Regions from separate parts of the Mus musculus genome. Here region 2 is linked to region 1. The links are chromatin loops, found by intact Hi-C in ENCODE. Cell type or tissue: gastrocnemius. All regions are shown on one strand. Links, peaks and the distances in the headings refer to the core of each region. The heading gives the core; the rest is flanking DNA. Region 1 overlaps 2400006E01Rik (RIKEN cDNA 2400006E01 gene). Region 2 has its middle 32 kb from the start of Gm25487.

Region 1 (11,786 bases), core at 4,159-9,158:
GCAGTTCAGACAGCACCGGTTAATGCTAACAATCATCTTCCCCAATATTGGTTTATTTCTCTAACCTACGGGGAGGATGTCTTTCTGACATGACTTGTTTGTTTGGTTGGTTGGTTGGTTGGTTGGTTTTTTTTTTTCTTTTTGGTTTTTCGAGACAGGGTTTCTCTGTATAGCCCTGGTTGTCCTGGAACTCACTTTGTAGACCAGGCTGGCCTTGAACTCAGAAATCCGCCTGCCTCTGCCTCCAGAGTGCTGGTATTAAAGGCGTGCACCACCACGCCCGGCTCTGACGTGACTTTTGCTGGGATCTTGGAGCAGCATGCCTCCCCTGGATCTGGTGGTTGCTCAAAGTTGCTCATCAGATCTCAGTTGCCAATCTGTGCCAGTCACAACCTGGGTTCTTCAGCAGATTCCCACTGAACAGGGCGCTTTAGATGGAACAGACAAGGGAGAGTGGCCTGGCTCTGGTTAAAGATTCCCAGAATTACAATTTTGGTTAGATTTTCCCTAAACTGCCTTTGAACTAAGTTCAGTTCTGAGAATGCATTCTAGAGACCTTAAGGATGCTGGGAGCCCTAAAATCCATCCACCTACTATAGAGTCTCAAGCCTGGAAGTCAATGGAACACCTAGGGTGTATCCTGCCTCTGGAATTCTCAAGAAGCTCCCCATACTCAAGGCAGCTTTGGTGTCACCCAGAACTCACAGGGAAGCAAGACAATAAAGTACTGAGAGTGTGGTACCCAGGACTAGGGATTTATCTCAGTGGTACAGGGTTTGTGTATCATGTCCAAAGCTCTGAGTTTGATACCAGCAAGTAGGTACTATGTTGAAAGACATTAACAAAAAAAAATCATCATAGTCACATTGAGATGCCTCTTTGTTTTACGTTCTTTGGAAGACTCTAGAAGGAAATCTCTCAACAATGGCTTCCACAATAGGCAGGGATGCTTGAGAAGTGCCAGGTTGCTTAACACTCAGGCTTTTGGACTATGTATCAAAGTATTTGTGTAAAATGTAACCATGAGTCATTCACTAAAAGATATCTATAAACATTTTCATTTTCTTATAAATAATTACTAGAGGAGAAAGAGAGCAACTAGAAGAAAGGACGGCAGCACCCTAAGTGCTTGTACCTCATCCAAAGCTCTTCATAAAGGCTCCATGCAAGAAGCAGGAGCATGATTTTAATGGGCTGGGTGGGTGCTTGCATTCCCAGGGCACAAAGCAGGAGGTTGGGAGAGCTCAGTGCTCCGAACCCAATGTACTTTATACAATTATTCATAGAAGAATGGTTGGGTTTTAATTATTTATGATAATAGCCCTCAGTGCACTAGTAAATGTCCTTCGGTGCATATTTTGTAAAATAATGAAGTCTTTGTGATATGGGCTTTCTCTGAAGCTATAAGCAACCCTCTCCTCACTAAAAACCCAGGGCAGCAGAGTGTGTTTGTGCTTGCATGTAAGTGTGCGTTTAAGTTGTCAAATTGAGGTTTACCAAGATGCCATTAAATTGGACTGGGGATTTCTCATCCTCCTCATCCCCCTATCCTCCTCCCCCAGCCCTAGAGTTGGTAACTTGACCAAAGGAAACATCACCACCAGCGAGATCAGCAGACTGTCTTGAGTATTTGTTTCTGCCTTTTGCACTGCTTGCCAGTTCCCTTCTGCTGCTATACTCTTACAGTATTTCAATAAAACAGAGCAAGACAGTCAATCTCTAGTCCCCTCTCTAGTCTAAGTTGTACTTCATACACTTTGTGAATATATCATATTATGTCAATGGACTTCCTCTCCGTTTTCTGCTTGTGCCTTTTGTTCTTTTTTCCTGTTACCTCTGCTGTTAGATTAAATTTTTCCTCCTTTAAGAAATTTCAGTGCACTAAAGTCAGAGTTCACAGGACCATGTCAGTGTCATCCCATTGGTTAAGAGTCACAGGACCATGGTTTGCTGTGTCTCAGCGATGTCATCCCATTGGCTGAGAGTTCGCTGCATCACCTGTATGTCTCATTCCATTGGCTGAGAGTACACCATATGAGCTGTGTGTGTCATCCCATTGGCTGATAATTTTAGTTTGAAAGGATAAAACCACCAACATTTAAGGTTCTGTTTTATACTATTTCAGTAACCAAGATCATTTTCAGGTGTCCGACCTTTATAACAATAGTGACGAATGGTCACTTTACAACGAACAGAGCAAACCCAAGCTTCACTTGATGCAACATTTGTGGTTGTGCTATTTGCAGGTCACCTAAACAGTCCTACTGTGTTGTGGTTTACAATAGGAATTTCTGTTCCGTAGAGGTTTTGCAAAATTATGGGATAATCTCTGTAAATAACTTTACAAAAAAAAATTGACCATGCTTGAAAGCTGGTGGGCAAGACTCTTGATAAGCAAAGCTCATATTACTCGTGCTGGAGACTTGAGCTTTTATGAAGAGTCTGGACGTAGCTCTTGAGATTTTACCACTAATAACTATTCGCTTAAACTGCCCATCATCTTGTAAGCGCCACGATAAGACGACTACTTGAAAGCTATCTGTAAGTGTCTCTTTCTCAGATGAGATTACAAACAAGTTGTAGTCATTGAGACAGGAACTGAACCTGCTAACATCAAATTTATTCACCTACAAATTAAACATGGCTTCAGGGCAAGTGAAGCATGCTGACCAAATTTTGCTTGAGTCTCTTCTATTTCCAGAACAAAGAGCTTCTCTGACATCTAAAGTAAATGGATCATCAATGAGTTAGTTGAAAGATATTGGGTAAAAATAAAAATCCGATTATCTGGGAGCTAAATCTCAGATTATGTAAGGTGGGCCCAGTGCTGGCAAAAGGGGCTGTGGGGACCATGTCAGGGTGCTCAGACACTGTGAGAGCCCAGATGGGCGGCAGTTTCTAAAACACGTAATAGAACCCACCTGGCCGTCAGGGTTAAAATGTTGGTTTATGGATGTGACAGATGGAACAATAAGAGTGACAGAAGATGATTTGCATCCGCTGGGCTGGTGACATTCCTAGTGTGGCTGAGGAAGGATTATAACGTCAAGATCTGCCTTGCTATAGAATGAATTCAAGGCCAGCCTGGCAACTTAGACTCTGTTTCAAAATAGAAAGAGAGGGCTGAGGATACAGCTCAATGGCGAAGTGCTTGACAAGTGTGTTGCATCCCCATGGCTGCCAAGTGTCCTGGGATTGGCACTTCTGTCCATGTGGAGGACCAATGCAATCATTTTTTCATTCATTGCTCCATAGCACATGTTTAGCAAACATCATTCATACTTGAATTCCTTAGTTTGTAATGAGAGTTTTACCACCACAAAAGCAGACACACATGATTTATGCATCATTTCAAACCACATGAGGGAAGCTGGCTAATTTAAAGTACAGTTAATAGAAAGAATTAAGAATTTACCCTGGCCTTCCACAGGATCCACATGTCAGGATGCATAAAAGTACTCTAGCTAATGATGAAGTAATAATTTTCAGAAAACCGATACTTATAACTTAATTAACTACTGACTGTAAGTTGGGACTGCCGACATCTGATGGTATCACAGGAGAAATCAGTGGGTGAATGGCATGTGCCCCCTTACAATGTGTGCAACTTCACCCTGGAAGTCACCTTGGCAACAAGAGTTTAATGAGGGCCTAAGATCTAAATACTATTTCACAAGATACTAGAACAGTATAATATCTTTTCTTTTTAAAAATATTTTCTCTTTATTCTTGAAAATTTTGTGCATATATACAATAAAATATAATCATAACTGCCTCCCATTTCCCCCCTGTAACTCACCCATTTACTTCCCAACACATCACCTCCCAACTTTATTTCATCTCCTCTTCTTAGTGCAATCAATACTGCCCATATGTACATGGGTAAAGGGTCATTCTCTAGACCATGGCAAATATACCGTGGGTCACAACCTCAAAATGAATGACTCTACTTGCTCCACCAGCTACCACATCGCTCCTCAGTTAGGGTTGGGGCCTGAAGAGCATCTTCCCCATCTACACCACAATTGTAGTTGACTAGATTTCATATAGGTTTTGAGCAGTGTCCTTAGTTAGGGTTTTACTGCTGTGAACAGACACCATGACCAAAGCAAGTCTTATAAAGCACAACATTTAATTGGGGCTGGCTTACAGGTTCAGAGGTTCAGTCCATTATCTTCAAGGTGTGAACATGGCAGACACGATCAGGCAGAGCTGAGAATTCTACATCTTCATCTGAAGGCTGCTAGCAGAATACTGACTTCCAGGCAATTAGGATGAAGGTCTTAAAGATCACACCCACAGTGACACACCTACTCCAACAAGGCCACACCTACTCCAACAGGGCCACTCATTTGGCTAAGCATATAAAAACCATCACAAGCAGGTAACTAGAGATGCTATAGCTCATGAGTACAGCCACAGGCTGTGTCCAGAAGATAGCATTTCATAGCATGTATCCCTCCTCTGGTTTTTTTTCTGTACCCCTACCCTGAGCCTTGTTGGGGAGAGTGGTTGATAAAGGTATGGTTGATAAAGGTGGCTTAGGGTTGAGTACTTTATCTCTTATAGAATGCTTTCTTTTTAAAAAATGAGACTATAGAGGCGGCCCAGGCATTAAGAATGCTTGTTGCTCTTGCAGAGGACCCAGGTTCAGTTCTCAGCATCCACATGGTATCTCACAACCATTAATAACTCCAATTCCAAAGGATCCAAGGCACTCTTCTGACCTCTGTAGATATGTACATGATGTACAAACATGCATTCAGGTAAAGCACTCATACACATAAAATAAAATAAACCTAAAATAATACTTTAAACCACTATAAGGGTTGAATCAACAAAATCTAGTCCATGTGAAATTCAGTGGGAAAAGTTCTTAAAATTTAAAAGTATTGGGAGATAAAGCAAAAGAGGCTAGGGGGTGGCTTAGTTGTCTGTCTGTCTGAGTTGTGGCAGCATGTGTAATCCACCTGAGAAGTCAGAGGCAGACTGTCCCTGAGGCTCACTGGCCAACAAATCTAGAGGGGTCATTGATCTACTGGTTAGTGAGAAATGTAGCCGTCTCCAGTAAAGTGAGGAAAATAGTAAAACACCTGACACTGGCCCCTGGCTTCCATGTGGACCAGCACTCATGCACGCATGCCTTTGCATACACACACAAGGAGACACAGTGTTATAGCAATGAGAAGGTAAGGCAGGGAGGCTGACAGAACTGTCAATTAATTGCTGTGTATGACTCTAACTTAGAGAGAGGCAAACTGTAAAGAAGCAAAAACAGACAGCTGAAGCAGCATAGACACATGTCTGAAGGTATGGAGAAATTAAATAGTGGGCCAGTGAGATGATTCTGTGGATATCAGCAGTTGCTGCCCAGTGATACATGCGTGACAACCTGAGTTTGATCCCTGGGATCCGTGTGAAAGTGGAAGAGAAGAGCTGATTCCATAAAGTGGTCCTCTCCCCTCCACACACACACCACTGCACACACCCACACACACACACCATGGCATATGCATCACACACACACCATAGCACATGTACCACATACACAATATGGCACACATACACACACACACACACACACACACACATTCAAACACACACTCTGGCACATGCACCCACACACACACCATGACACACACCCACACACAACATGGCACACATACTCACATACACACCATGGCACATGCACTCACACATACATAATATTCACAAAAAACGCATAATAAAATGAAACAAGTAAAAGAACAGTCTTAAAGCAATTTCATTCTGCACTGGGGCTCTAGGTCAGTGGCAGGCACATACCCAGCATATGTAAGGCCCTGAATTTCATCTCCAGCACAGAGGAAAGCAGGAGACTAATTTTTTAGGTAAGAGGTTATGGTAATTATGTCTTTTAAGAGGAGGCCTTATCCTTTCAACATAACACTGAACCACGTACCAGTAAAGCAACACACTGTCTAAGATTTCTTCAAAAAACCAAGCATTATAAACAGAGATATAGAAAAGGAAAAAAACTCAACTCAGACTCATTGGGAAATTTACACTTTTATGACACTTGTACATGTTTTTTAAATTCCATAATCGTTTTAATACATAAAAGCCACCATGAGAAAGGAAATATCAGCTCCAAATCAAAAGGAGAGAGAACACAGAAGGCTCGGGAGAAACAGAACATAGCAGGAGTCTAGTGAGAGCAATGAGGGAAAGAGACGAACTGTCATCTGTATGTGAAAGCTTTCTGAACTCAGCAAGTTTGTGCAGACTACTGAAATGTAGCCTCCACTAAGAGCCTTTGGTGGCCAAGGATGACCTTGACTCGCCCCTGAGAGGCTGGGGAGTCTGTCATGCTTGAGGTGTGCCTCCTAAGGAGCTGGAGTTATATTGGGAGTTGGGACATCTTTTGACTGGGCAGCTTTGACAGCTGGCTAGGTTAGCAGTTTAGTTTGCTGCCACAGAAGAAAGCGGGGCCAACTGGGCCACAGGAGGAAGTAACCTGAGTCCTTAACTCCAACCTGGGAGTTGAGTTGTAACTTGCCCACTGTTGCCATGGCTGTGTGGGGACAGAGGAATGCTCTATAGCCTACAGGGCAGCCTGGGGACTCCAGTCCAGGAGAAACCAGTCTTTCACAAACTTGCGAAATACTATTTGGCAAGGCCTATAAGGGTGACTTGTAGCCTAGTTGAATGGAAATATGTGTCAGAAAAGGTGGGAACAGGGCAGAGAAGAAATGCCAGCAAGATGGCCCTGGCTTGTCACTGTTTCAGAAGGGGGAGGAATCACAGAGAAAGAAAAGCTTCCTTTCCCCCCACCTCTCAGCTTTGTGAATTTTAAGTTTTTAGTTGTCTCATTTGTTTTCTGATATTTTTCCTTTCCCTTTGTGAGTGTGTGTGTGCGTGTGTGTGTGTGTGTGTATGCGAGAGTGCACGCTCACGGATGTGGAAAACATAAGACAACCTCCAGTGTCCTCAGGAGTACCCACCCTGTTTTTTGAGACAAGGCCTCTCCCTGGTCTGGAACTCACCACTTAGGCTAGGGCTGGCTGGCTGTCCAGCAACCCCCAGGGACTGCCTGTCTGCCTCCCCAGTTGCTTGGCTAACAAGTGCGATGCCACCACATCCTGCTTTTCATTATATGGGCTCTGGGGATCGAACTTAGGTCCCCCGGCTTGTGAGCACTTTGCTGAGCCCCAGCTGCCTCCCCAGATCCCTGCTCTTTATTTCTCTCTCTTTTTTTTCAAAGCATAACCCTGCTAACTACCACCCTCTAAGCGTAACATTAACTCCCACGCTTCTCCCTGGATACGGAGCTCGCTCCTTTCTCATCTCCATGCCTCTTCCTCCTACCTTTTTGTCAAATCTCGTTCTTAAGAAAAACAGCCTCTCTCCCATTTCCCTCTGGATCTCAGTCTTTTCATGTCCTCTGAGCCTCTGAGGCTAGGTGGCTTCTTCTTGGTTCTGACCTCTGGAGTACGCAACCTTATTGAGAGGAGAGCAAGAAGCTTTCAGAGTGAGATCGCACTGTGTCACCACCCCCCCAAACCCAACCCCAACACACACACACACACACACACACACACACACACACACCGGTTAACTGTTTTACTGGGTGAGGTTCATATCTCTCTTTAGCTTCAAGGAGCTGTTACTAGGATCTTTCAGCATCCTGCTAGGAAAAAGCTGTCAGGGCTTTGCGGGACCACTTGCCCCTTCCTTCCCAACTAGATTCTGTTATTGTCTAAGGAGGATCTGGTTAAAGAGGAGAAGACGGAAATCAGAGCAAGAAGTAGAACGAGACAGGAAGTGACCCATGTTACCCGCTGAAACCTTGCTTAGGGACAGTTGGAGCTCACTTTTTCCCTGGGGAACTGATATCCAAGGCAGGCTCTGAGGACTGCAGAGCCAGAACGCTTCTAAAGCAGGAGCAGAAGAAAGGGGGTGGGGTGGGGAGGAGGGAGGAAAAGAGGGAAAGGGGAAGACGGTAATTAATATCTCAAATATTGCAAGTCGACTTCCACACTATTTAATTGTGTAGAAATAGCTATTTATTTGTATAGTAAAAGTTACTGTATCAAAACTATTCTAATTTCTCCCATGTTTTGTCAAAAAATGGGGGCAAGTTCCATTTTATCTCCACTTTTCTAAGTGAGAAAAGAAAAGATTGGAGAGGCGGGGGTTTTTTGTTTGTTCGTTTGATTTTGTTTTGCTTGTTTTTTGTTTGTTTGTTTGTTTGTTTGTTTTTGGTGACCACGCAGCCAAAACTGATTGTTCAGGGATCTGACTTGATGTATCTTCAGGGTTTTATTGGAGTTTTTTGCTTGCTTTTTGAAAATAAAACGTTTGTTTTATTTATTTGTGTGTGTATGCGTGTATCTGTAGAGGTCAGAGGACATCTTGGACTGGTCCTCACATTCCATCCTGTGCATGAGCTCTGGGGCTCAAAGTTAGGTCATCGCCATTGGCCATAAATACCAAGCCATCTCACCAGCTATATTCCTCTGGTATTTGACAGCTATAGGGTTGTTCATTAAATCAATTGCTATTGCATTTGAGGCTTTACAAAATAACTTTTACTTTTCAAAAGAAAAGCAGCTTGCTTTTTAATATGACAATCCAAGAGACTCATCTTTTTGGCAGGTGTGGAAAGACAAGCATTTACCTATGGAAAACTGGTAATGGGCCATAGAAATAACAATGCCAAAAACCTGCCAGAACTTAGCAATTAACAACTGAAAATACTGGGCCTCAAATGTCAGCGAAGGCCATCCTAACAGTCTGTCTATTAGTAGTCAGTGTCTCTCCCTCTCTGTGTAACATAGTCTGCCCTCAAACCCAAGAGCCTCCTGTCTCAGTTTCCCAGTGTTAGAAATACAGGTGTTTGTCACCACACCCAACAGTCAGGTTTTAAGTAGAGTTTGATTTTCCATTAGTGCAGGAGGAAAAAGATGAGATTAAAGATACTGGCAACCTAGAATAATTTTGTCCAACTGTAATTACACTTCAAGATTTCTACCCAGTATTTTCAGCTTGTAGACAGGGGAAACCAAAGGGAAACCAGACAGAGGTGAGGCCCTGATAACAGCTCTTAAAGCTCATCGCTAAAGTGCTAGCTTCTACTAGTATATATAATGACTAATACATCCTTATGGCTGAATTTTTGTTTACTTCATGATACCAATAAAGTTATAATGAAGGCTACCCAGCAGTTATAATTTTTAAAATAGTAGCAGTAAAGCATATAAGATAATTGCTACATCATAGTTTTCAGAGAAAATGAATTCGTGTGAAAAAAATATAAACATTAAATTTTCTACTTTTTTATTTATTGTCTGTCTGCCTGCTTATTATAACACAGGGCTTTAAATAGTACAGGCTGGTCTCAGGTTTGTTATGTAACTAAGAATGACCTTGAGTTTCTGAGCCCCTGGCCCGTCTCTACCTCTTAAGTGCTGGGACTGCAGACACACACCACTAAGTTGGGTTCTGCTTGGTGCCTGGGAGCTGACTCCTGGGTTATTATGCGTGCTAGGTAAGCATTGCAGCTTACGTCTGAGATATATCCTCAGCCCTCTCTAGGTCTCACACTGTAGCATGGGTTGTCCTGGAGACCTGAACTCATCACAGTCTTCTTGCTTCAGCCTCCCAAGTGCTGCCAGTACAAGTATAAGCTCTCATACCTGGCTTTTAGAAAGAGAGAATCTGTCAACCTCTAAAAATCCCAAGAAATCAGAACATATGTACTGGAATTAAATGAGTGAGTTTAGCTATCCAATATGCAAAACTTAACTGAGTAGAATTTCAGGGCAGAAATGGAGAGCGGCTACCCGATTGTCCTGGGACGCACGTAGAGCACGGGAACTGTCAAGATGGGCAGATTCACCTGGGGTGGTGGCAAGCATGTCTACCAGAGGCATAAACCAAGTAAGGAATCGCCCGTCTCTCAGAGGATTACTAGCACAGCGTTGAGGTTTCCTGCAGGAGCCCAGGAGAAGACCCTGGAGTCCCCGTCACGATAAGCCCTGCTGAGCCTGTAGAGAAGACAGCTCTCCGCTGCTAGGAACAATAAATTGTCCAAAGCCTTTTAATGACTGGCGATGAATCTGCTGGGACAGGTGAGTGATTATCAGTTCTTATATGTCACATGTCACAATCCCATCCTCCATCATTAGACTTCCTGTATCCATTTCTGAGCAGAGGAAAAAACTGCTCGTGCATGCTTTCCCGGCATGCTTTGTGGCATGGGCTGTGAAGGAGTCAGCGGAGATCCCACCTCATGATTAAATAAATGGTCTTGAGTCCTCCAGGACGTAAGGGTGTCTGAGGCCCCTCTTCAGTGATGGAGGCTTTGCCCTGATATTATGAGTGACTTGGGGGTTTGTACCACAGCAGGCCACTACTATTAACTTACAGTGCAGACATGCCTATTTTTCTAATTCTATATCATGAGTATCCAGAATTTTTTTCTGTTTCATTTCATGAATTTTTTCCTTTTTTCCTGTTTTATTTGGGGGAGACGAGGCACTTGAGGAATAGAGAATTAAAGTTTAGCCATGTAACCAGATTGGTCCAAAATTCACCCTAACGTCATGGCCCTCCTACCTCAGCCTCCAGAGGATTACAGGTGTGGACCACTATATTCAGCTTTCTTTTTTTCCTTTTATATACCCATCAAATTTGAAAGCTTCATTAAAAAAAAAAAAACTTGGGCAATTTACATGATTCTGGTTTTTAAAAATGTAAGCCTACATAATAATTAGTCTTTTTCTCCTTTCTGTTCCTAAACAATTACTTCTTGATCCTGCAAACAAAGCAATGTTGCTGAGTTTCCTGTGATCTTCCTTCCGGCCATAGGTTACATACACACAGGAAAAAGTATACTCTCGGGGTCCCCTGCATCCCTACTTATACAAACGACAATTGATTTTGTATACTCTTGAGCTGATATTTTTTCAAGTACAAATAAATTATGAGCGCTTTGAAGACCTCCTCTGCCTTAGCTAGCTCCCCTTTCTAGCCCTCATGGCTCTCACCCTAATAGGCATTTACTTTGCACTTCTGTAAGCTAGCAACACATTCCATTCCCTAATTAGTGGTAAATCTTATACATGCTCATCCGCTCAGCACTATTTCAGTGTAAGCTTCTCAATGATGGGATACACACACTGAGCCACTCCCCGCCCCCTTTGATACAGGATCTAACATAGCAACGTGAATAATTATGAGTTTAATAAATGCCTTTTTATGACTCTAACTTCTGATTTTCTTGCCACCCACTTAGTATTTGGAAACCAGTTCTATCCACTTTTGCAATTCAATTACATTCTAGCTCGTTAACAGTCAGATAAATAACACGGGTTGGCCAGATTCTGAGAGAGGAACCACAGGTTTATTCCTTTATTAAGTCAGTATGTTAGGAAAAGAACCACAAAGTGGTTATACATCTGTCCGTTCTTTCTAATTGTATCTATGTGTTCAGTATAAGTCTAATCATATAGGCAGCTGGATTTCATTAAGAACTTGATAAATATGTCTAACATGTATACGAAGAAGATGTATGAATAGCTAATTTGACTTTTAAAAATAAGAGCAAAGGGATATTAATAAGTATGTGAAAACTTAATAATATGGGCCGGACAGATGGCTTTATTGGTTAAGAGCATTTGCTGCTCTTGCAGAGGATTTGAGTGTGATTCCAAAAACTCACATCAGGCCGTTCCTAACCACCTGCAGCCACAGTTCTAGGTCATCCAACATCTCCTTCTGGCTCCACAGGCGTCGGCACTCGC
Region 2 (11,786 bases), core at 3,568-8,567, 100 kb before region 1:
TTTGCTGACCTCAAAAAGTGCTGGCTCTGCTCGTGTCCAATTAAGAGCCATGCTTACAGGTACATTATTGCGGAGTTAATTTGACTGGAAGATTCTTCACGTAACCCCTACTTAGCATTTATCTAAACATAATATGAATATTTAAAGTTTTTAGACTTGGCCCTATAAAATATAAAGATCATTGCTTGTTCACTCAGACCCAGCTCCTGATAATAAAATATTCAAATCTGATGGTAAATACGTAGGCAGTGGAAGAGTGAGTCCACGCACTGACCCTGCAGGCTGGTCTCACTGTAAGTTACTGCAAGCAAATCCTCTGTAGATAAAGGAAACTCTTGCTTATGAAAAGCCTCATTGATTACAACTTGAAATTGCTTTTCATGTGCCCTCTTCCAGAGCCAAGGAGAGAGCAGAGAAAATGTGTGCCGTGGGAAAGCTGAGCGCCGCTTTTCTTTCTCTTGGGAATAGCATTCTGAAAGGTGAAGTGTACACACAACAGGAGCACAGCGAAGGATTCAGCTCCACGGCCGTCAGGATGCCAACAGTGGCAGCTGCTGTAGCTTTAAAAAGGTAGAGCAAATGCCAATGCAGTGAGCAACGTTGCTGGTCATAGTAAAATTAAGCAAGATGCAGTGCTAATAGCCATATGAGGATAGGAAGGACATGACAGGTCCGGTCCTTTCCAGATAAACAGAAATGTAAACAGATTGAAATAATCAGATGAACACCCATGTATGGGACAAACAGATGGCATGTAGGTAAAGGCACTGGCCATCAAGAAGCCTGACGTCCTGAGTTCGATCCCTGGGAACAACACTGTAAGAAAAGTCCATGTCCTGCAAGTTGTTCTTTGACCTCTACACACATGCTGCCACCACACGCACACACACACACACACACACACACACACACACACACGAATTAATGTGAAAAAGAATCCAAGCAGTAGTTACCTTCTGCCCCCACTGTAGCCAAGAGCTTTCTAGGATCTACAGATATTATTTTCTCATTGCTTTATCAGTGGTGACACTGACAGGACAAATAGATACACGGGAGTCGCAAGCTACTCTACTGAGCAGACACACACTTTGGGAAGCAATTTCATAAGTTGTGTGAAACTCCTAGGACTTCCCGTTTGCTTTGCATTTCCTCATGAGCATCTGTCTTTTTCCTACTAGGTACCAGACCTCACCAGAACATTTTCCAATGATTGCTGTCAGTCAAGCTGTGCCCACAGGCCTGAAACTTCCTGTTGGAAGGCAAAGCAGGGCTGCCTATCTGCTCAAAGTTAGGAGCACCATTCCTTTTTTTTTTTAATTGGATATTTTCTTTATTTACATTTCAAATGTTATCCCCTTTCCTGGTTTCCCCTCTGAAAAACATCCTCCCCATATCCCTTCCCCCTCCCCCTTCCTCCTGCCCACCAACCCACTCACTCTCTGCTTCCTGGCCCTGGCATTCCCCTATACTGGGGCATGTAATCTTCACAAGACCAAGGAACTCTCCTCCCATTAATGACCGATTAGGCCATTCTCTGCTACATATGCAGCTAGAGCCATGAGTCCCACCCTGTGTTTTCTTTGATTAGTGGTTTAGTCCCAGGGAGCTCTGGGGGGTACTGGTTAGTTCATATTGTTGTTCCTTCTATGGGGCTGCAAACCCCTTCAGATCCTTGGGTTCTTTCTCTAGCTCCTTCATTGGGGACCCTGTGCTTCGTCCAATAGATGGCTGTGAGCATCCACTGCTGTCTTTGTGAGGCACTGGCAGAGCCTCACAAGAGAGAGCTATATTAGGGTCCTGTCAGCCAAATCTTTCTGGCATATGCAGTAGTGTCTGGGTTTGGTGGTTGTAAATGGGATGGATCCTCAGGTAGGGCAGTCTCTAGATGGTCATTTCTTCAGTATCTACTCCACACTTTGTCTCTGTAACTCCTTCCATGGGTGTTTTGTTTCCCTCTTCTAAGATGGATAGAAGTATCCACACTATGGTCTTCCTTCTTCTTGAGTTTCATGTGGTTTGTGAATTGTGTCTTGGGTATTCTGAGCTTCTGGGCTAATATACACTTATCAGTGAGTGCATATCATGTATGTTCTTTTGTGATTGGGTTACCTCACTCAGGATGATATACTTCAGATTCATCCATTTGCCTACAAATTGCATAAATCATTGTTTTTAATATCTGAGTAGTACTCCATTGTGTAAATGTACCACATTTTCTGTATCCCATTCTTCTGTTGAGGGACATCTGGGTTCTTTCCAGCTTCTGGCTATTATAAATATGGTTGCTATGAACATAGTGGAGCATGTGTTCTTATTACATGATGGAGCATCTTCTGGGTATATGCCCAGGAGTGACATTGCTGGCTCCTCAGGTAGTATTATGTCTAATTTTCTGAGGAACCACCAAACTGATTTCCAGAGTGGCTGTACAAGCTTGCAATCCCACCAGCAGCGGAGGATAGGAATGCCATTCTTATCTCATCTCTTTCTACACCTCTAAAGCAAGCTGGATTCACCCACTGTGCTTTTTCCTATCGACCCAAGTTAGCATAAGAATCCATAGGGAAGATCAGGACAAATGGAATAGTTAGAAAATATTGAAGAATTAAAAGTTGTAGCAAGCAAGCCATTCCCTGAGGGCGGGAGTTCAGGAGAGCTAGCCCTGCCCCTCGTGAGTGGTGGCATGGGCCGGGGATAAATGCTTTCCCTTCAGCCTCTCACTGCCTGTGGCAGGTGAGTGAGCTGCCTCCAAGGGCTTTAGAGTGGTTGAGCCAGCCCAACACATGGGTGAGCTAGCACGGGGCAAAGCTGGAGATCTTGCCCTGGGTGTGGGTGCAGGAGAGCTGGCAGACTGACCAATTCAGCTACCACCCAGGCCCACATTCAGGGCTTTGAATTGGCCCACCCGAACATCTACCACATCTATGAGCTACTGGAGCACATGAAGGGACCAGTCCTGCAGAGATAAAGCTGCAGGGTCTCCATGGATATGGAGGGCAACAACAGGATATCCAAGAGGAGCCCCGGTGAGGATCCAGTATTGACAGTTTAGCAGAAGCCAGAGGCTTCAAATCATACCAGACTCATTGCAATGAACATTTGCAAGTAAAGACATTTGGACAAAACTGTATACTGTATGATACCATGACACACTGCAGCTTCATTAGTGAAATGAGTTTGTTTGTTTCTTCTTTCCTTTCTTTTAATTTATTTTTATTTTTTTGTTTTCTTTTCTGAGGAGGTTGCAAGGACTGAGGGCAGATACAAACGGAGGGGAAAGGAGTGGGATTAGAGTGTGTAATATGAATCAAAAAACGTTAGACAAAAGTTGCAACTGGCAAGCTTTGTATTGCTAGTGAAATTTCAAACATTGTCAAATACTATTTTTTTTAATAAATAAACATATTGAGGGTGTTAAAATAACTGTCAGCAACATGCAATTCAGTTTCATCAAAGCAAACCCAGTTGTCCTGCGATATACAGCCTAGGTTCACATTTGCAGATGACATTGCCTGGTATAATAGAGAAAGCTTAGCAAACCCAGATGTGAGTTTGCAGTTTATCACTGATTGCTTACTGTCTTTGGTTGAGTACCCTTCTGTGTGCTTCAGTACTTTCCCAGAAGGCAAGAAAGATACCTGACTGAGTGGGCCATTGGTAAGGATGCAGCTTTAGAAGAACCAGCCTAAAACAGAGCCTGATACACAGGGACTTAATGGTAAGCCTCCATGTTACTTATCACCTGAGCACAAGACTCTCATGACAGTGACAGGTACAAGGACCCTTTAACACGATAAATACTGAAGGAACAGCTGTGGTATTAGATATAGAGAGTTTGCCTAGTACTCATTTAGTCCTGGGCCCTACTATCAGCACTATATATGCCCCCTTTTAGTGGCTCAGGGCTGTAATCCCAGCCTTGACAGGTGGAGGCAGGAAGATTAGAAGTTCAATGTCATCTTTAGCTAGATGGTAAATTTGAGGTCAGCCTGATCTAAATGAGAACTTGTTGCTTTTTTTTTTTTTTTAAAGAAAGTAATAAAAGGCCTACAAGGAACTGGCAGAAGCAGGGAACTGTATGATGCCACCAGGGAGGTCTCAGACCATCCGGCCCACTACACCAGTCACAACGCATGGACAAGTGAGTGCAAGACGTTTTGAGGCCTGCAATGTGGCTAGTAGGTGAAAGTTGGATGATCTGAGGTCAGCATCTGGAACTCTCCCGTGGAAAGGAGAAATGACCCCCTACAAGTTGCCCTCTGATCTCCACACAGATGCCATGCTCACACATGTGAGCCCACTCGTGCCTGTGCACACATGCACGCATGCACACACAGTCACTCACGCTTTCATGTACACTAATAAATAAAATTTATTTTTTTAAAAAGTAAAGTTTTTAAAGTGAGCAATTTGCGTGGAAGCAAAAATAATAGGCGAAAAATGTGCTTAACCAATAAAAAATAATTTTGCCCACTTTATCCAGAATTAGCCTAGTGGTGTCTGTTACCCCTAGCCCCTTGCGAGCTCAGGAAAGGGCAGATTTCTCAGTGGTTGCAGAAATGTCAGTGTCGAACGCTTCCCCTCGCCTCCTGTATTGCAAACCTTTTCTCTCTATTGCCTCATTCCCCACGCACCTCTTATGGGCAGTTTGCCTAAGATTTTCTTCCCGTTCTCCCTGTGTGGCCACGTGGCTAGGCTGACATAAGCTTGTCGGGGTGGAGTATATGCGTGCCAGGATGCAGGCAGGCAGTCATGTGACCTGGCCCCAGCAGCTTTGAATCTACCACGTCTGAGATTTCCATGACGCACCTGCTGCCGTCACACCCCCTCCCTTGTAAATAAATAGTCAAATCTTTTCTGAAAGTGACTTTGACAAAGAGCAGCTTAAATCCGCCGAATTGTGGGCGAATGACCTGTTATCTAGGAGTAAAACAACTGCGGATAATCACCTCCTTCGCCCCCATCCCCACCCCTGCCCCCGTGTCCTTTGCGCTTCTGCTGACCACTTCTGCTGAGACAAAAGGACAGGATCTTTAGAGATCGCTCTGGCTTGATTAGCATGCTGATCTAGGAGGCAGGTTTCTGGGTTCTCACCCAACTTTTTGGCTGCTATTCAGAGGATTTAACAGCGCTCTTTGTCAATAGTATAGTGTACAAAGCCCATCTAAAAATAGAACATTTCCAGGGTCTGGATCGCGTGCGTAGCTTGAGTGGCAAAGGCTGTGTTGTACAAGACAGATTACAGGCAAGTTACTCCCCGGTACTTTATATGCAGGGCTGTTCACACGCTTCGTTTTCGTCTGGTTGGGTTAAATAATGCAAACACATTTACCAGTGTACATGGTTGTTTATTTGTGCTCTGGAGAGTGTGTGTGTGTGTTTATGATGGAGAGATCTACATGTTCTGCTCTGTGAAAATCAAACAAAGCTGTCCCCAATGAGGTCAGTGGTGGAGTTAAGCAGTGTGGCCCACACTCCTGAGAGCCACTGACTGACACCCGGTGGTTGTTAAAGGCAGGTCCTGCTGTGCTTGCTGCCCTAGAGGATTTTTGCAGGGTGTGGGAGTCAAATAGAGGCTCTGACAACCAGTGGGTCCCCTGGATCTAGATGGAGCCTCTGTGATCCTCGTGTGGGAAAGTTCTGCATGATGGAGAGTTTCTCACCCTGTGACAGGTGGCTTGCTCTTCCCCTCCCTCACTCCTTAGACTGGGTGGGCTTGCCCCACCCCCATGCTGAGGTGGTTGTCCTTGGTGAGTGTGGAAGCAAGAATCACTGAGATTCAGAGAAGCCAACAGAGGGAGGCACTCACAGGAACATAAAACCAGAAAATTATTTTCTGAACCAAAGACGCTGGGAACGGGTGTTTGAGAGCCCAAACGACACCTTCTTCTGTTTTGATCTATAACTGGAGGGTGTTCCTGTATCTTGGGGAGAGAGGAATTTTTGCATGCCAAAACACAATGCAATGATCTTTTACATAAATAACCTTTAACGCACTTGGAGAGTCACCCTCGGTGAAGGCTCGGTCTTTCTGGCAGGTGGACTTCCTTCTAGGATACGGAAACTCAGAACAGGGACAGTTCTTGGAGGAGCTGGGCCAGGAAATACGATATAGAAGATTTAAAAAACCCAGCCTGTCATTTTGGCAAACTCTTCTCCTACCCAGATTTTATGGCTTTAAATTGATACACGTTGGGTGAATTGGGTCTGACAGTCTAGCGGCAGTCCATATTGATTCCCCTCTCTCCCTTGCTTCTGTGGGGTGACTTTGGAAGAGTCATGTGAAGTTACTGCTTCCCCACCCCAACCCTGCATACAATCCTTATCTATGGAACCGGGAGAAGAGCCGAAGCAAAGCATTTGGTACTTGGTAATAGAGTCACTGTAATCACCATTGGTCCCCGCAGCCTTACTTGTTGATCTCTCTCAAAATAGGGGTCTTGATTGTTGACACTGAGTGTCATCTGGAGAGGACAGGGGAGTCAAGCCTCTCCTCACACCTGTGAGGGATTATCTAGGATTAAGTTAACTAAGGTGGGAGACCCTCCTTAACCACGGGAGGGTCGAACCATTTTAAAGGTGAAGGTAATGAATTTTATAGGTGGAAGAGTAAGGAGAAGCTTCATTCTACCAGTCACCTCTCTCTGCTTCCTGAGGGTTGAAGCAGTGTGACTCGACTTGCCAGCCTCCTCTCCAGCCAAGATGAAGGATAACCTGTTCAACTGTGAGCCAGAATAAAACCCTTCTTTCTTTAAGTTGCTTCTTGCCAGGTATTTTGTTATAGCCACAAAAGAGTAGCTAATGCAGGCGTCATCTCATACACTGAATCCTAAATATTTCATTTATAATAATTGTATTTAAATGCAAGTACAGGAGTCTTGTGCCGTGCTGCATGGGTGGAGGTCAGAGGATGGCTTTCAGGAGTCGGTTACCTCGTCCCACCGTGGATTCTGGGCATTGAATTCAAGTCAATAGGCTTGCGTAGAAGTATTTTACCTACCGAGCTCTCTCTCCAGCCCTTTGACACACCACCACCGTCATCACTATTGTTATCCTGACCATTGAAGAATGAGTCACTCATCAGAACGCAAGAAATCAGTCAGCCCTTTATCACCAGCTCGACCATAATGAGGGTTAATTTCTCCTTGGAACTGATTTGAAAGATAACATAAACCATTATCTTGGTCATTATGGCATTTCCTCAGACTGGATTTTATTTTTCATGCAAAAGGAATTATGATTTTTCTTCAATAAGACAGATTTGGGTTTACTTCCCGAAAGAGCCAGGAGAACAATGGAAATTTCATCTCTTGTCTGAGACGGAACATTCAAACCAACAAGGGAACAAAACCAAACCAAGTGTGAAGAGCGTGAGCTCGGGAGGCACCTTGCACAGTTCCGCCGTCGGAACGGCCAAATGGCTTCCTAAAGTGATGGGCACAGCACAAGATGTACCAGTGTTTATGAAGTTAGGGAGGTGCATGGAATAGTTCTGCAAGAGAAAAATCAGAGACACTCGGCAAAATGGAGGGTGACACCTTCCAAGATTGGCTTCCAGCACTGGCTTCTAAACCCACTCTGCAAAGAATTGCTGTTACAAAGCCTTATTTTTTACTGATTTTCACCTGGGAGTTAACCAAATCCCCACATTAGACCATTGCTCTAGCCAAACACTTGAGAAAAAGCACCTTAAGAAAACAAGGAAAAAAAAAAAGCCGGGCGTGGTGACACACGCCTTTAATCCCAGCACTCGGGAGGCAGAGGCAGGAGGATTTCTGAGTTCGAGGCCAGCCTGGTCTACAAAGTGAGCTCCAGGACAGCCAGAGCTATAAAGAGAAACTCTGTCTCGAAAAAAAAAAAAAAAAAAAAAACAAAAACAAAAACAAAAACAAACAAACAAACAAAAAAACCAAGGGTTTGTTTGGGCTAGCAGTTAAAGGATACACAGCTTGTCATGGCAGAGAATGCACCGAGGTCAGAGCACAAAGTGGGTCGGAGGACAAAGCAGCTTAATACAGGGCATGAATGGTGAGCTGGAGATGACCTTGAGAGGTAAGTGGCTTGATGCCAATCCTAACAACCTGAGTTCAAGTCCCAGGGTCCACATCATAGGAGACAACTGACGCCTGCAAGATGTCTTCTAACTTCCACGAATGGACACAGATATGCACATGTGCACACACACACACACACACACACACACACACACACACACACCACAAATACAATTTGAAAGATGAACGTTGGTGCTCATCTTGCCTTCTTTCTTTCCCTTTTATTCAGTATGGAACCCCAGACTGTGGGAAGTGCTGGGTAGGTCTTGACTTCTCTGCTAACCCTCTCCAAAACCACCTTCACAGCCACTAGAGGTCTGTCTGTAGATGACTAAAATTCAGTCAAGGTGATACTAAGGTCCCTATATGGTCCCCATATACGTCTCTGACAAATGTATAAGTAGTTTGGAACTATTTATGGATCTTTCACATCAATTCACTATAAAAATCGTATTGAGTCAGGACATGGTGGTGTATGCCTTAAATCTCAGCAATTGGGAGGCAGAGGCAGAGGGGCAGAGGGGCAGAGACAGGCAGAGACAGAGGCACAGATATCTGGGTTTGAGGCTAGCTTAGTCTACAAAGCAAGTTCTAGGACAGCCAGGACTATACAAAGAATCCCTGTCTCTAAAAAATAAAAATAAAAAAATTCATAGTGAAAAGGCAGTGAATTTTGAAAATTGCCTTCATTTCATTTTTGCTGACCAGATAATAATTGTTTGCTTTTTCCTCATATGGAAAATGTAAACAAAATGCACCACCATTTCCATCAAAGGGTTAAATAGGACAAAACCACATATTAAAAACAAAAAAAACAAAAAACTGTAAAGAAGCCACATGGCAGGAATTCAAATTCCCTCAGGGTCAGCACTTCTGAAAATATGAGGATGTGCTCAGGGTTGCTTCCTCTTCTCAAAAGTTGTGTTCTGCCTTTCAGCGAAGCCATTTGAGAAGGCAACTGAGGAGAAGCGTGAGGCCAAGCTGTGGTCACTCAGAGTGAGGCACAGAACCCCTTTGCACACAAATGGAAGATTATGGGGACAGGGAAGGCAGATAACCAGCCCAACACTAAAGAGAGGGAGAAGGCTAGGCTGACTCCATGACAGACTTCAAACTGGCAGTTAAGGAGACAGGGCCTAAACCTGAGCAAGTCCAGGCAAGCCTAGGTGAATAGAAAAACCCTAGGCTCCAGCCTTCAGCCCCAGGTAATGTAATGTCCCAGACACCTGGCCTGAGGCAGGGGCAATGGGTCAGCAGCAGTTTCCAGATTTTCCTCAGCTACTTCCTCAGTAGTAGTTCCCAGACCTCCCCAGCAAGGTTCCAGCCCCCACACCCAGGTAATGAAATGTCCTTTGAGATGGACCCAACAGATTAACATAGAGGTCACCCATCCCAGAGTTCCCTAATGTGCTTTAAATTAGGCCTAAAGCTCACTTGGGGGGTCTGTCTTGGTAATGGGGAGATGCCAGCATGCTGGACTTCTGCAGAATAAAACACTCTTTGAGTTTATATCCTGAGTCCAGGGTGTTATTCTTCCTCAAATCATGGACCCTTACAAGAGCAGCCGCCTCAGACACTAACCTTATTGACTTTTTTTTTTAATGTTTGACTCTCTGTGTGTGCATGTGACTATGTTGTATATGTGTTCATGTGTGGGGCATGCACAGACATGTGGAGGCTAGATGTAGATGTCATGTGTCTTCCTCAACTTTTCTCCTTAGTTTTTGAGAGCTTCATAGGTGAACAACACTGGATCTACATGCTAGCTCCTCTGTCTATCTTCCAACTCCTCCTTCGTGCCCTCTCTCCTGAACTCACTTCATTCATGATGTCTTCTTTAATGGTTATGTGTGTGTGTGTGTGTGTGTGTGTGTGTGTGTGTGTGTGTGTGTGTGTGCATATGTGCATGTGTGAATACATGTGTGTGTTCAACCTACTCTACAATCTATTGAGTCTGTTTACCTTTGCCCACATGTACTTGTGTCCATGGCTGACTACTGGGTTGGACCACCTATTGAAAAGGAGGGAGACAGGTGATTGTTCTTCTCTTAGAAGCCACTGGCCACATGTAGCTCTTCATCTAGGGCTGAAATGTTGAACCCGGAGCTCACTTGTTAGCTAGACCATCTGTCCAGAGAGCTCCAGGATCCATCTGTCTCTGTCTCCCTTGGTTACATCATCACTACAGACATGCACAACCACACCTGGATTTTTAATGTGGGTTCTGGGGCTCTGAAGCCAGGTCCTCACAGTTAGCTGACAGACACTTTACCAATGAGTTATCTCTTCAGACTCTGGGCTTTCTTTACATCTTTAATCTTAGCCTTCTAGCCTCCAGAATCCTAAGACAATCTGTTGTTAAAGTCACACAGCAGCGCTTGGCTGTGGCAGCCCTTGCAGATTAACATGGTGACCTTGACCAAGATGTAGGGTTTCTGATAGGTAAAGCGAGTAAGCGTGTGCTGTACTTCTCCCTCCTGTCAGGAAACACGTTCCTTTGCTTGCATGCTGTTTTTCTTTTTTCTGTCGTTGGTCGTGAGGTGAGGTGTAAAGAACTGAGAAGTGGTGGAAGGAAGGGAAAGGACAAAGGAATTCAGGAAGGGAGAGGAAGAAGCAGAGGTTGATACTGTCCTAGCGTTTTACAAACACATGGAAGAAGCCGAAGAAGCATCAGGGAGTGGGGAAGCAGCCACCACAAGAGCAGGGAGCCATTGAAAACTGAGGAAAAACATTAAGAATGACAACTACAGAATATTTAACAAGATCATCCAAAATCTTTAATTTATCTGTTTCCAACAATGAAGACTTTATTGCTCACTTGTGGCCTCTTGATAAACTCAACCTTTATCTTCTTGTGAAGATAAATTTGAATATTATCATTATAGCTATGACTTACAGGGTATTTATAACCCCCAGGCTCATTTTTCTGCCACATTATTTTTGCAGTGGGGAAATACTGTTGTTTTTTTATTTTGTTTTTTGTTTTGTTTTTTTTCACAGTGGAGCTAAGTATTGTAAATGCATTTATATCATCAGTAACGAGATGGCTCGGCTAATTAGTCAATAGGACTTGTCACTCAAGTGAGGCTCCTCACGAATTATTGTAATAAATGTTTCCGGTGACTCTGTGGTTTTGAATTGATTGAGAAATACAATAGGAACAAATGTCATTATAGGAAAATAATTTTTGCCTCAAATATCATCTTTGGGGTGTGTGTGTGTGTGTGTATGTGTGTGTGTGTGTGTGATGGTTTGGTTTTTTTGTACTGACAGGATCTCTTGTAGCCTAGACTCACAATGAACGGGTTATGTAGCTAAAGCTAACCTTGAACTTCTGATCTTCCTATCTCTGCTTCCCAAGTGCTGGCATTACTGGTGTGTGCCACCTTAACCAGTTTATGCATTGCTAGGGATAAAATCCAAGGTTTTGTGCATGTTAGGCACATACCCCACCAACAGAGCTAAATCCCCATCCCTATCATTTGTTTTTAATGCTGTTATAAACCAACCTATGTTTATATGGTTGTACTGTTGTTACTTAAGAAAAGAGAGTTTGCTCTTAGCCTCTGGGATTTTCTAACCTCAATAGTAAATTTAGAGCAGTACCTCTCAACCTTCTTAATGTCCCAACCCTTTAATACAGTTCCTCGTGTTGTTATAACCCCCAAACGTAAGATTATTCTCGTTGCTACTTCATAACTATAATATTGCTACTGTTATTAATCATAATAC

Evidence for each region. A loop is a pair of places that touch in the nucleus more often than their neighbours do. Peaks named below come from ENCODE experiments on the same cell type or tissue, not always from the same donor. Only the 100,000 strongest peaks of a DNase experiment are listed, where the experiment ranks them.
Region 2: a loop joins it to region 1, with 5 times the contacts of the local background. A loop is called at or near these places in 1 of 42 quality-filtered maps.

What each region holds. Positions count from the first base shown.
Region 1 is chr3:41,503,096-41,514,881 of GRCm38, forward strand. All of the region lies in intron 4 of 2400006E01Rik (RIKEN cDNA 2400006E01 gene), which reads right to left. Among named protein-coding and RNA genes, the nearest start is that of Platr4, 16 kb to the left of the region's middle. In gastrocnemius, for the core only: a CTCF peak has its summit at 6,590; no DNase peak of the experiment used is centred there; H3K27ac peaks cover 1,871 bases.
Region 2 is chr3:41,403,890-41,415,675 of GRCm38, forward strand. No RefSeq gene overlaps it. Among named protein-coding and RNA genes, the nearest start is that of Gm25487, 32 kb to the right of the region's middle. In gastrocnemius, for the core only: a CTCF peak has its summit at 5,522; DNase peaks (open chromatin) are centred at 4,726, 5,143, 5,541 and 5,647; H3K4me3 peaks cover 1,115 bases; H3K27ac peaks cover 1,293 bases.